Linked DNA regions of Homo sapiens: all the other regions are linked to region 3. Evidence: chromatin contacts called from ENCODE Hi-C or POLR2A ChIA-PET data. All regions are on one chromosome and are shown on one strand. Each heading gives the region's core, a stretch centred on a gene start or an enhancer-like site at or near the end of the contact. The rest is flanking DNA. Distances are from core to core; before and after follow the strand shown. Region 1 overlaps SYN2 (synapsin II). Region 2 overlaps SYN2 (synapsin II). Region 3 holds the start of TAMM41 (TAM41 mitochondrial translocator assembly and maintenance homolog).

What was found. Hi-C counts contacts between places; a loop is a spot of excess contacts on that map. ChIA-PET counts read pairs that join two places held with the same protein, here RNA polymerase II (POLR2A). Pooled maps may share reads with other maps.
Region 1: a loop to region 3 is called in a pooled map, with 7 times the contacts of the local background. The contact joins the enhancer-like site here to the promoter of TAMM41 in region 3. A Hi-C loop is called at or near these places in 5 of 37 single-sample maps with no recorded cell type and 10 of 50 pooled maps.
Region 2: a loop to region 3 is called in a map with no recorded cell type, with 3 times the contacts of the local background. The contact joins the enhancer-like site here to the promoter of TAMM41 in region 3. A Hi-C loop is called at or near these places in 1 of 168 maps with a recorded cell type or tissue (posterior cingulate gyrus), 1 of 37 single-sample maps with no recorded cell type and 7 of 50 pooled maps. POLR2A ChIA-PET finds 5 or more read pairs at or near these places in 3 of 52 experiments (MCF 10A, activated CD4-positive, alpha-beta T cell and activated naive CD4-positive, alpha-beta T cell).

Annotation. Positions count from the first base shown.
Region 1 is chr3:12,190,593-12,195,307 of GRCh38, reverse strand. It overlaps SYN2 (synapsin II), which reads right to left. Exons shown (of 13, transcript NM_133625.6): 13 at 3,276-4,715. The coding sequence ends at 4,683. Among named protein-coding and RNA genes, the nearest start is that of TIMP4, 34 kb to the right of the region's middle. RefSeq lists an enhancer at 418-467. Within about 2 kb of position 1,712, at least 13 of the 41 ENCODE cell types and tissues checked have a DNase peak (open chromatin) inside an H3K27ac peak, as active enhancers do.
Region 2 is chr3:12,137,033-12,141,378 of GRCh38, reverse strand. It overlaps SYN2 (synapsin II), which reads right to left. Exons shown (of 13, transcript NM_133625.6): 2 at 671-728. Among named protein-coding and RNA genes, the nearest start is that of TIMP4, 20 kb to the left of the region's middle. RefSeq lists an enhancer at 3,171-3,280. Within about 2 kb of position 2,223, at least 4 of the 41 ENCODE cell types and tissues checked have a DNase peak (open chromatin) inside an H3K27ac peak, as active enhancers do.
Region 3 is chr3:11,845,454-11,850,247 of GRCh38, reverse strand. TAMM41 (TAM41 mitochondrial translocator assembly and maintenance homolog) reads left to right here and starts at 3,363. Exons shown (of 8, transcript NM_001284401.2): 1 at 3,363-3,746. The coding sequence starts at 3,612.

The DNA of each region.
Region 1 (4,715 bases), core at 463-2,962, 350 kb before region 3:
GGTTTCTTGTGATCTCGCATGCTAACCACTGTTAGGAACAGACTCTATCAGCTTGTTTAATTCTTAAGACAACCTCCTTGGAAAGGTAGCATTGTTCTCATTTTATAGATGAGAAAATTTGAGACACAGAAAAGTTAAACTACATAATCAATTAGCTAATAACTAGCAGAGCCTGGATTTAAACTCAATTTGATTCCAAAACCCAGGCTCTTTCCACTAGCCAACACTATCTCTTCCCTTTGCCTCCTGGCCTCTGTGAAATGATTCCATAAGTCTCTCTCACCCTGGAGGGCCCCCAAATATGAAACCCATTTCATTTATTTCAGGAAAGGCAATGTTCCCAGTGGCCCACCAGACACTTAGTGTTGAGACTCATTTGCTTCTATTACTAACTCCCTTTGTAACCTTGGCAAACTCCTTAAGTTGCCTGGGCCTTGATGCAACTAGATGCAACTTCCAGCTGTAAAACTCAGTGACTGAATTCTGTGCACCCAGCCCAGTCCCGGCAGGTGGCGTGCCTCCTGTCCTGTGGGCTGTGCACAGCTCACCTCCAGGGTGCGGTCTTCTCTGAGCTCCTGAGCTAGAAGCTTGCCCCACTGCAACAGCATATGCTGCTTGTGGTCCATTTTACACTTGCCTGGCTCATCTTATTCATTCTCCTTTCATATCTTACCTGAACTCATCTGCATTCCTCATATATTTTATTTAACTCCTACACAGTATTCCAATTTATGAATAAACCATATATTTTAATTCCCCACGAGAGGTGGTTATTTCCAGTCTTTGCACAAAGAGTGCTGTGACCAATATTCTTTTACTTGGTTTCTTATGTACATGTGCAAGAGATTCTCTAGAGTAAATGTTCAGAAATGGAATTGCTGAGTCATAGGGTTTACGCATGATTGCCAAATTGTTCCCTGAAATGGCAGTACCAACATGCACCCCCATTAGCAACGTGTAAGACTTCCTTCTGCTTCTCATATCCTCACCAATACCTATCAAGCTTATTTTTTTTTTCCAAACTAACATTTTGACTGCATTTGACTTAATGCATTACATTTTCTTCTTTATATTTACACATCTTCCCTACTGGGCTATAAACTTTGTAAGGGCCGAATCCTTGCTTAATTCATTTTTATATTCCTCTCATAAAATTTATGGCGCTAAATAAAATAAGGGGTTGTGAACAAATCAATAAAATACAGAATTAATTTATCTTGACCCAAGATGATGATGAGTTCCATGTGGGCAGGGATGAGGCTTTCTACCTTTACTAATCTGGGGTGAAGACATAGGTAGGGAATCCCCATAAACTGCAGAGGTGGTTGCACAGTGGTCAAAGCTGGCCTACAGACAAGGCTTCAAGATCTGTAGAAGACTGCAACCAATCTTTCAGAGATCTTAGCTGTAGATAATTTTTATCACAGTATTCACTGAATATTTATTGATGGTTGTTGAATAGCCAACTTCCCAGTCTCTGGGGCTGTCTTTTTTAAGTAGCAAGAAGGCTGTTTCTGAATGGAACTTCCCCACCCCCAGCCCCACCCCATTACTAAGGGCTGGAGAGAATCCATATGTCCTTCAGACCAGGGTGCTGCCTGACCTATGGTAAATGCCTCTCCTTTTTGTCACTGCAGCATTTCCAGGCTGACTCATTTTCTAAATAAGCCACTTGTGGTTTTTGGTCTGACATCACATGTGGAAGAATGAGTAATTTTTTAAGAACCAGAATTATATTCTATCAGAATAAGAAACATTGTGTATGTTACTCATGGTTTTAGGACAAGGGGTCAACACTGGTCACAGATGTCCTAACTTTCTCCCAGTCCTTCTTTCCCTGGGGTCAGGGGATGGAGAGAGAATGTAAAGAGGTGGATATGCTGTAAATTTTTGTGTGCACCTCTTATCACACTGTGTAAAATTTAATACAATTGTCTTGTTGACTTTGCTAGATTAAATAAAAGTAATATGGCAAAGTAGCTCAGGCCATGAGTTCTGCTGCTGCACTGCTTAGGTTGGTTCAAATCCCAGCTCTGCCACTTGCCCAGCTGAGTGACCCTGAGTGAGTTATTGACCTTGATGTGCCTCCATTTCTCATTTATAAAATAATAACAGCACCTACCATATAGGCTTATTATAAGGAACACATAAGTTGATGAGCATTAAGTATTTAGAATAGTGCCTGACTATGGAAGTGTCAGCAAATATTCCTATGAATCCATCACAATGTTTATGTTTATCGTAAGTGCTCAATAAATGTTTTGACTAAATGAATGACTTCTCTTAAAACATATTTGGAATCGGGGATAGAAGCAATGGCTAGTGGCAGACTCTTGGTTTGTGAAGGGGGTCAGAGTATGCTACCTCAAAATATGCCACTTTGGCATATTGTTTATGTTGAGCTGAAGGCAACAGAACAACAACAGATGCAGGAAAGGTTTTCCGACTTCCCCCTTCCTGTCTGAAGCAGGACTAAAACTTCTTGTGGGAAGGGTGCCTCTCCCCCAGAAGGAAGAAGGGAACAAACATTCTTATCACCAGAGACAGGGAGTTGACACTGAGATGAATCTCCACAGACAAAACCTTACTAAAACTTGTAACCCTTCTCTCCCATTAGTTTCTCCCATATATTTCCTACTTTCCCACAATTTACTGGCTGACTAGCCCAGACGCCTTTGTTTTGTCATATCGTCACAATTTATCATTCTTTGTTTAAAATGGTATACAAGTTTTGGGCTTAACAGCTTGGGTCTTCATTTTCCTTATGAAGATTCCCACGTACGCATAAAAATATTAAATAAAATGTGTATACGTTTGTCCTGTTCATCTGTCTTATGTATGCTTAATTTTCAGGCCCAGCCACAGAACGTTAAGAGGACATCTGCCTCCCCTACAGCTGGAAACAGAAGGAACTCTAAAGGTCAATTGCCTTGCGCCCAGGTACCCCACGCATTGGTTTGGTTGGTTTGTTCCTTAGTTATGTGTGTTGTGGGAGGAGGGCTCTCACCCCCCAGGGGTCACTCAATGGGAGGTTCTACTTCCTGTTTTCTAAGTGTAAGAAGAGGGTACGGTGCTCAATCCTTGAACTGTGAAAACAGAGAATGAGTAAGAAAGGAGACCCTGGTTCTCGGAGAAATTCATTCTCTGACCTTGCAGCATCTACTGCCCGTGAAGAGAAGTTAAGATAGTGGCATTTGGAGGAGGTTATCTTGTTGAGTTAGTAGGATGGGTGTCATGTGTAGGAAATTATCTAGATACTTATTAACATTCAGATATTAACATTTTAATATATGGATTTTTTATTGGTGCAGATGTAGTGTTTATCTTCACAGCATCCGTGGTCTTTGGGAAAATATACTTGAGTATCAGGGAGTCATGAAGCAGCCAGAGTGAAATCCCTCAGAGCCCACCCTCAATTGCAGGCCTCTTTAGGATGCCTTCGTTGAGATCTGTGGGAGCCTGGTTGTCAGAGCAGGTTGGTCCAGCCTCATTGGCACCACCATGTGGGCCTCAGCTGAGGAGCTTGATGATAGACCAGGCAAGTGAGTCTAAATTGACTCCTCCGGGAGCAAGGGTTCTGTGCTTATTTGAAAGGTTACAAAGTCCGTAATATAGGTAGAAACGCTGAGTTGCTGAAGGAAGGCTAGGTGTCTTGGAGGAGACAGATTCACTGGGGAGGTGCGAGGAGGCCCAGAAGTGGTATGTAAAGGACAGACACATTCTCAAACACTTGCAAACACATGTACACCTGCAGTCACACACACAAACTGACACAAACAGCTTCACACACCTAGATTTTTCACTCCCTACACTCAAGCACACACACACACACACCCCTCATGGACACTCTCTCAGCCTAAAGGGTGGCCAAGGGGTCAAGACCTCATGGCTGAATCAAATGTTGGTGAATGCTGCTGCTTTTATTACACCAAAGGTCTTAACGTTTATTAGGAGATGAACACAAAGCTTGGCATACTGCTGTCATAGTGGCATGCATTCTCCTCTATAGTGCAGCTCTGGAGTTCAAGGTTACTGCAGATTGCACATAAGAACCACTCTTCAGAGGGGAGAAAAGGGGAAACTGCAGATCCTTGTTCTCCCGAATATCAGCAGACTCAAGGTGCTTCACCACCACAGCAGCCTAAGATCTTGTAAGTTGGGTGGGTGTGCTTTAAACAGTAACACAGGTATGACAAGGGATCCAGGTCGGGGAAAGTTCCTAAAACTTAGGGCCAAGAGTACTTTTGGGGAAGTATATACTTCCCAAACAGGTATCACTGAATGGGGGCGGGGCATGCTTAGCACTGCAACTGAGCTAGGTTAAGCTGCCAGGAGTCCACGATTAATCCTGGTTTCACAGGGAAGAATAAGACATGATGGCACTGTCACAATAAGGCCACTAAACTCACAGCGAACGATGACTTCAGAAGGAAGCTCTCATGACTACAGGGAAGCAGCTCTTTCCTCTCTGATGCCAGGTACCCCTTGCTGGGTAGGCACCTGCCCTGAGACTGTCAAATGGTCCTTTCTGGGCTGCACAACATCACTTAGTACAACAGAGCAGAGGAAGGGACCACACACGTCAAGGTCATGGGACATAACCACCAAGCTGGCTGACTGTTGTTGGTGAATGTCTTAGATGCCTTTCCCGGTTGGGCTGGGTGCCCCGTGTGTCTGAAGAGCTAATCTGAAAAGAGGCTGGCAAAGGACTTCCT
Region 2 (4,346 bases), core at 974-3,473, 290 kb before region 3:
AGTTGTTTGAAAACAGTCAGTAAGTCATAACACACTGTATAATGAATGATGAGAAACTTCTTTTATCACATAGGAAATACATGCATTGTTGAAACTGAACGTCCTCCTCTTCCCCAAATGGACCCAATCACTATTTATTATGAAGCAAAGGATGGAGGAAGGTTAAAAAAAAAAAAAAAATTGGACTTTCAGTGATTCACTGTATTAAAACAAGGAAGTGTTCTTTTCTAAGTTTCCTCTAAAGTATAGCCTCAGGCCCAAAGGAGCCATCACTCGGGGCAGCATACCTGAAAGGCAGACATGTGCCTACCGAGAAATATCTTGCCACCAACAATACGGAGGTAACGTGCAATATTCTGGGAAGCCCTCTAAAGTTTTCCTCAGTCTGGGAACCTTACACTGCAAGAGGGTGCTAAGAACCAAACTGCTTGCTCATCTACAGACACTAGAGCCATAAAAAGGAATCAGAGAAATGAAAAGATGCAGACTCCAGGACCATGCCTCACAGACAGAAAGGTCCTGGGGAAAGGATAGGAGAGAGAGGAGATGCAGAGTCCAGAACCCAATGATGGACACAGTATTCCACTCAGCAGAACGAGATGGTTCACTCTGGCATGTCAAGAGGAAACTGTGATGACGGGGATGCAGCTCTGGGCTTCAGGCTGATTACCTGTTCCACCTTGATATCATAATCTCCAAGGACTTTTTTGCCCCGAAAGCACTTGGCCCTGGAGAAAAGAATAAACCCACACAAATTAGTTTTGTGCAAGTATTTAAAGTCAGACATTTACTATTACAAAGAAGAGGACCACAGCAGACAGATCTCCAGAATGAGGGTCAAGAGACCTGGGTTCTGATCCACATTCTGCTATGAGATCACCACAAGACAAACCATTTCCTCTCTTTTAACCTCAATTTACCCATCTATAAAATAATCCAAAACATCCCTTCATTATCAGGTTTTGTTATAACATCTCTGGTCTTTTGGCTATAAAACGCATCTAGAAATAGGAATTTCCCCAGTTTTATTCTTCATAAAGGCTAGATCAGCTTTATACATCTCTGCAGTTTCCTTATTTTCCTTGATCCTTCGTTTTACTATGGTTTTCTATTTGGTATCCACCCTTGGATTTTTAGTTTTTAAAGAAACTGTTATTATCACTTTACTTCTTCATACCCATACAAAGAGGACCTGAGGCAATTAGTAATTTAAAAATATAACCAACAAAATAAGGATTAAAGAACAATCAATGAATGAGAGGAAATTAATTAGACCAAAATAGAAGGTAGCGGGAAAAGACTGAGGGAAGCCATTGCATTTGAACACAAAACTTAGCCCACATTTCTGAGCAGTCAAGAAAATGGGTCAAGGTGAGTTACACAGTACATAGTATCTTCCCAGTTTGTCACAGATCTAGAGGAACCTCACATTAATGCATTAATTAATCCCCTGTAATAAGTAATTAATCCCTTATAAGCAGATATTTTTATGCTTATATTTATATTAATTCCTACTTTGCTTCTAACCTGCCCTCCCCACATTAGATTTCCTTATCTGTCCTTTTAGGCTGGTTCTCCATTTGTCAAAAGGGCCTTTCCATACTCTACCTGTTAGGTAAGTTGAGCTTGCTTTTCCAGTGCTTGAAATTTCCAACTGTAATATTTCATTGGAGATTTTTTGGGAGTTTGTCCCCAAAATGAAGGAATAAACCAATATTTATTGGGCATCATGTTCTAGGAATTACATGCAAGTTGTTTTCAAGAACATCTCATTTAGTCCTAACAACGTATAAGATACAGAGAAAGGGCTTCATTTCAGAGACAAGGAAACCAAGATTCAGAATTGAAAATGGTGTATTCAAGGCCCTATAGCAAGTTAGTGGCAGAGCCAGTATTCACATCTAAGTCTGTGGCACTCTGAGACCACTGCCCTTCACACTGCAGGCACTGTCTCCCCCTGGTGATCTATTCTCTCCATCTCTGCTCACACCACTACAAAAACGGACTTGCCCTGTGTGTGCCGCATTGCATTTATTCCCATTTTCCTTCTTCCACTCACAAGGGACTTAATGATGTGAGCATTAGTCCCACTACAAATACTTCCTACCCTGGTTCCTGTCAACTACCCGGGACGAGGCCAGGCTGTTTCCTTTTCTCTATGGGTTCTGGAACACCCCGTTCTAGGAAGTTGTCATTTGTCCTATCCAAGTCCCTGGCCACCCTCAAATTGCTCCTCTGAGGCACTCAGCCATCCTGGAGCTGGACCACTTAAGTCCACCCCCCACCTCTGCCCCAATTTCTTATTAAGCTTCACACCAGCTTGTTTCCAGGACCCTGATCAACATTCACAGCTCAGCGAGCCCCTCAGGCAGGGGCCCGGTAGTATATTCCCTTTCTTTGGCTACTATTCCATTTTATTTACAGGTTTAACTAATAGAGTCTAGTATGGCACTATCACTTCTCTGCAGACCTTGGACTCTGCAGGTTTTTGTCCATGACTATAAAAAGAAGGAACTGGAGTGAATGACCCATGAGATCCCTTTCTTTCATTGGTGAGGTATGTCTACCTTGTTATCAGCAATGCTTTTCTGATGCTTCCTCCTATTTTCCTGTCTCAAAATAGCTCTCCTTCTGTGAGGTAAATCTCAGAGACATTAACAATAACCTCGCATTTCGTATGATGCCTTGCATTTGCAAAGCATGTTCCTTGCCCTAGTTGTTCCTCACAACTCTGTGAAGGAGCCAAGAGAGATAATGTGGTCCATTTGGCTGATGGGGAAACTGAAGCCCAGGACAATTAAATAACATGCCCAAATCAGAAAGAAAAGTTCATGGGAGTTAAGGCTAGAACTAAGAGTTTACATCTAGGTGCTTACATGCTGCCAAGTTTCTTAATTCACTCATTTATTTTGTGGGTTTTGAACACTGATATTGAAATATATTTATAGACTCTGGCTGGGTTTATCTGCCACTTCCTGCACCTGCCCATTGACCAAGTTGGCTAATGAACTGTTTTCATGCCTTCCCTCCACCCCCACCTCTCTAGCTATCCTAATGCCTTTTCCTTAAGGTAATTTGTCCTGTTGGAAATCTTAGTGTGTGTTTCCTGGCCCAGGGTCACTGACCTGTCTTGGCTGAGCCACAACCTTATAGAAAAGGAGCCAAGATGGCCGGCAGATGGGGCACAGAGCCCTCTTCTGGAGAATGAGCACATTCTTGCAGCTCCAGGCTCTTGGACATTTTGATTCTAGGTATTTTCATGAAAAATTGTGTAACTTGCTAGCAAATGATAGAAGTCTTTCCTGATACTAAGAGAACACTAGTACAGGGCAGTGTGCTAGAATCCAGAGGATGGGCTCTGGAATCACAATCTGGGGTGTGAATTCTAGCTGTACCCTTTCCTGGTTGTATGACCTTAGGGAGGCTTAAATTTTTTAAAAATAGTATATCATGTGGTTAAACCAATCAATCAATCTATCTTTAAAATTATATAAAAGGATAAAACAAAAAGTAAAATGTTCTTTTTTCCCATTCCTCTCTTATCACATATACTTCCCATTATCAATTATAAGCATATACTTCCAGTGGAGGGGAAAAAATGTGTGGCTATACCTGCATACATATATGCTTCAAACACATACATATGGCATGCTACATAAATTTTTTTAAACTTTTGTTTTTTGCACTTAAAAATATATCTTAGTGATATGCTTTCAGCACATATTGATGGGCCTCTTCCTTTTTAATAGTTGCATGAAATTCCATTTGAAGGACATACAGTATTTTATTGGTAAACATGTATTGGCATTGGCATTATATATTGGTGAGCACATTAGATTTCTAGTTTCTTGCTTTTGGTATTACAAACAGTGCTACAATGGCTTACATTTAAAAATATATCCACAGGATGAATAATTTATGACAGAAGTGCTGGTACAAGGAACAGACACAGTTACGGTTTTTACTAATATTCCCAAACTGTCCCCCACCCAAGAAAAAGATGATACCACTCTTACCAGCATTTGAAAGTCTGGGAAAACTACTCTACTTCCCTTAGTTTTCCCACACAGTCCCTTGCATAAGATAGGAACAGATAAGATGCCCAGTACGGACTTTTTTTTTTTTTTTTTTGAGACAGGATCTTGCTCTGTTGCGCGGGCTAGAGTGCAGTGGTGCAATCATAGCTCACTGTAGCCTCGACTGCCTGAGCTCCAGTGATCCTCCTGCCTCAGCCTCCAGAGTAACTGGAACTACAGGCACATGCCACCACGCCAGGCTAATTTTTAAATTTTTTTTGTACAGACAAGGTTTCACTATGTTGTCCAGGCTGTTCTTGAACCCCTGGG
Region 3 (4,794 bases), core at 2,114-4,613:
TTGTGAACATGAAAATTGCTGATAATTGGGTGTGAACGCCTGTAAGGGAGACAAATGGAGAAACATTGCAGCATCTTTATTTCTATCAAGGGCTGAACTCTGCTGGTGGGTGTGTGAATTGGCACCATCTTTTGGAGGGGAATTTAGCAGCGTGCTGACACTCTGACCCAGCAATTCCCCTTCTAGGAATCTGTCTTATAGCAATACTTGTTCATGCACATAAAATGTACAAGGATGCTCATGATAGCATTGTTTGCAGGTGTGAAAACTAGAAATAACCTACATCCATCAACAATAAAATGTTTAAACAGGCCAGGATGCCTGTAACCCCAGCACTTTGGGAGGCCGAGGCGGGTGGATCACTTGAGGTCAGGAGTTCGAGACCAGCCTGGCCAACATAGTGAAACCCCTGTCTCTACGAAAAATACAAAACTTAGCCAGATGTGGTGGCGGGCACCTGTAATCCCAGCTACTCAGGAGGCTGAGGCAGGAGAATCACTTCAACCCGGATGGTGGAGGTTGCAGGGAGCCTAGATTGTGCCACTGCACTCCAGCCTGGGTGACAGAGCAAGACTCGCTCTCAAAAAAAAAAAAAAAAAAAGAAAGAAACAAAAGAAAAGAAGAAAGAAAGAAAGAGAAAGAAAATGTTTAAACACTTTCTTTTAAACAAAAAATTTTAAACAAAATTATGGCATATCCATATCTTAGAATAATTTGCTACTAATACATGGAATGAGGGAAATCTATATATTCTGACACAGAACATTGTCCCTGATACGCTAAGTGCAAAAAAAGCAAATTGCAAAATAGTATCTATCCTAGGAATCCACTTAAAATTGTTTTTAATGTTAATATATTCATAGAAAAATATTGGAAGGAATATGTGCCAAAGATTACCGTGGCTATTTCTGGGGCATGATGTATGTATTTCATAATGTTTACATTTTTATGAACATGGATTACTTTTGCAAACAGGAAAAATCCAATGACGTTGAATTATTTCCCCAAGGGAAGGAAGGAAATAAAAAAGGAACCGGCTGGTAATGAGATTTATTCACTGTCTTTGGGTGAGAGGCTTCAGTGTAATTCCACGGTGAGTGCACTCTGATTCCGGCACCCTGGGCAAGGGCGATATGTAGTAAAAATGAACGGAAGTGACCATGCCCACACCAGGGGCCGCAGACAAACGGCCTCTCTCCGCTCCCTTGCCCTGGTCTCCTGCTTGTTGCTGCGGCTACTGCTGCTGCTCCTGACTCTTGGCTGATGCCTGAGTGCCTGCTTTCTTCCCATTTCCTTCTCTCACCCTGCAAGCCGCTGTAGAGGACACTTAAACATGGTGGTAAAGACCTTGGCCTTTAGAGGTAGGTAGCCCTAGGTTCAAACCCCGACTTCACCACTTTCCTGTGTGACTTTGGAACATTTACTGCTCCTCTTAGGACCTCTGTTTCCTCGTATGAAAAATATCATCATCTTAGAGAACCTGCCTCATAGGATCTCTGGAGTGATGAAAAGAAACAAGTATAAAAAGCCTGGGTGCAGTGGCTCACGCCTGTAATTCCAGCACTTTGGGAGGCTGAGGTGGGCAAATCACTAGAGGTCAGGATTTCGAGACCAGCCTGGCCAACACAGTGAAACCCCATCTCTACTAAAAATACAACAATTAGCCAGGCATGCTTGCTTGAACCCAGGAGGCAGAGGTCACAGTGAGCTGAGATCGTGCCACTGCACTCCAGCCTGGGCAACAGAGCAAGACTCGGTCTCAAAAAAAAAACAAAAACAGAAAAGCCCCAAAGAAGTCTAAAAAGTGCCTGGGCATACTAAGTGCTTAATAATGACACCTATTATTAGTATTATTGTCACCGAGTCCTTTCAATTCTTTCTTGGTTGAATTTTCCCATCTATCTTCTACCTGATAAACTCCTACCCAGCTTCCAGGCCTGGCTCAAAATGCCATCATTGTGAAACCTCTTCTGGTCCCTTTCCCCAACACCCAGAACTGACTGACGTTCCCATTGGAGGGACATTACATTCCGGCACTGTGCTGGGTACCTGGCTGCATTACCCAAATTCTACTCTGATTTGCAGTTCTGTCTCCTCTCCTCTACAGACCCCTAGCTCCTGCAGGGCAGCAGGCAGCTCAGATCTCTTCATCTCAGTGCAGGCCCAGAGTGTGAGTGCAAGTAATCATTTTTCCAATTGATTTAATCCCATCCCTGCTCCTAAGACCTTGGCCTAGCCGTTTCCAGTTCATGGGGGAACTATGATAACAACTGTCTAATCAGTCCCCCACAATTCAGGCTAACATGTGAATTACATAAGTCCTTGCTCAAAACCCTTCAAGGACAGAGCAGAATTTCCGAAAAAATCCCAGAGTTGGAGCCAGACCTGGGTTTAGCTCTAGTTTTGCCACAGGCTGATGTGATCCTATCACCTGGCTTTACCTCTCTAAGCCTTAGCTTGGCCATCAGTAAAACCAAGGCCCTCCTGCCACAGGGCACTAGAGGGTGCTCAGTGAGAAGTGCATGTGAAAATGTGTCAACATTACCTGAATGTTAGCTATTACTATTTCTATTATTTTTGAGAGGTAGTGTATTTTGGGGAGGAAGGAGAGGGTAGTTGAAAAAGTTTCTGTCCTGGAAGTCAAACCACCTCCTGAATGGTAATCTTCAGCAAGTTTCTCCAGTTATACAAAGAGGAGAGCTGTAAGATTTTTCTACTCCTAGGGTCCTGTTTCCTCCAGAAACTGCATTTGAAGCACCCTTTGTGAGACCATTCCACAAGGCAAGGGGGCAAAAACTGTGATCCACCCTTGAAATTAAATGCAAGTATCAGAGAACGTCTGTGCACTCCCATATCCACCCTTGTATTTGAAAAGGGCTTTAGCGTGAAGAAGTCTCCGTCAAATCTTGACGGTGGTATTCTCTACATGGCGGGATTGGGCATCATTTTAATTTTGTGTTTTTCCAAATCTTCGAAATCTGCAATTTTGGAACTAGAGCGATGATGGGGGCACAATATTGTGAAGGCACTACATGCTACTACACTGTCCATTTCAGAACGGCTAGTTCCATATTATGTGAGTGTCGCCTCACTTAAAAACCTTCAATACGCTCCCGATTTTATAGTCATTCTTTAAACCGTAGTTTGAAGAGAGAAGTACAGAGGCTATCAAGGCTCAGGGCCCGCGGAGTCGGGTGACGCTCGCCTCCGCCGATTTGTCCAAGTCGCAACCTAGCCGCCAGCCTGTAGGGCACTCCTCCGACCACGAGGGGACAATGCAAAGCCTCGCGTTCCCCACACTAAGGCGAGCACCGCCTCTTGCGTCTTGGAAGCGCCTGTGCGTGCGTGGGGCGTAGCAAGGGACGGAAGCTCTGCCTGTGCGACCGCCGCCCACCCGAGCCTATCTGGGCTGCGTCTTCTCGCCGCTGCTCTTCGTGGCCCAACGCCCCAATCCTTGCGTGTGCTTGCAGTCCCACCCCACACTCAGCCTTGTGTCCCTCGATCCAGTCTCCGACTTCCATTTCCCACCCTAAACCGCCTACCCGGTGTCTGTTCCCCGCCCGGTTGTCCTCGCCCTGCTGCGCTGAGTGTCCCCTGTTAGCCTCGACCCCATGGCGCTGCAGACGCTGCAGAGCTCGTGGGTGACCTTCCGCAAGATCCTGTCTCACTTCCCCGAGGAGCTGAGTCTGGCTTTCGTCTACGGCTCCGGGGTGTACCGCCAGGCAGGGCCGAGTTCAGACCAGAAGGTGAGCCCGGGCAGCCCCACGACGGGGAACTGTCTGTTCTCACGAGTCCCGTTTTGCCCTCGATTCCTTCAGAGTCGGAGAGCTGCCTGTCCGCTCTGCACACTCCACGTGTCCACTAGCAGAGTGAACCATAGGCCTGCCTTCCTAGTATAACGACAGCGCGAGTTGAAGCGACGGTGTTGAAGGATACTTAGGAATCCACGTGGGTCTAGAGCAGGAGAAGCAGTTAGGCAGAAGGAAAAACTGCTGCAGGGGCAAATGGAAGAAAGGAAAAGAAATCGTTATCAGGTTCTTTCAGTGTTTTAGTCGGCTGGACATCGGAATTTTCTGGGGAGCTTTTAAGAAAATCCTAATGCTCGGCTTCCGCCGATGGAGATTCTGATTTAATTGGTTTGGGATGAGGCCTGGGCTTCAGGAATTTAAGAAACGTCCCAGGTGATTCTAATGCGCAGCCAAGTTTGTTGAGAGTCACCTCTATAAATGTAGGAGAAAATGCAAAATGATCTTCTGACTTCAGGAAGTTGGCGGACTGGTTGTAGGGCCAGGGCAGGTGCAGTGAAAGTAACTAACATCAAAAGTTAGTGCGTGACCAGTGTATTTACCCTCGCTCAGCACTTTTAACAACGGTCTGTTTGAGACTAGGCATTGTTACTTTTCAGAGTTGGCTCAGCACAGCCTCAGTAAGGGTACAGTTTTCCTTGTAATTTGCAGAATTCAGTGTGCAGGTTTTAATGGGGCCCCCTGCGTCTGGATACCTGACTGTAGTCTGTCTTCTGATTAACATCCTGCCTGTTCACTTCCTGGTGAGGCCATCTATGCTGTTGCTTGGATTTCCTCTGTTTCCCACTTACACTACTATTTAATATTTTTCTTTAAATTGGCAGCATATGAGAAATTATAGGTTATTATAGGCTAGTTATTTTTCCCGAATTTACCTTAACATAATTACACATTTTTAAAAAACATGTTTATTCCATACCTGCCTCGCCACCAAATCTCAAGTGTCCCCAGTGGTCTGTAGAGTCACACTCTACAGAGCAGGCGTTAG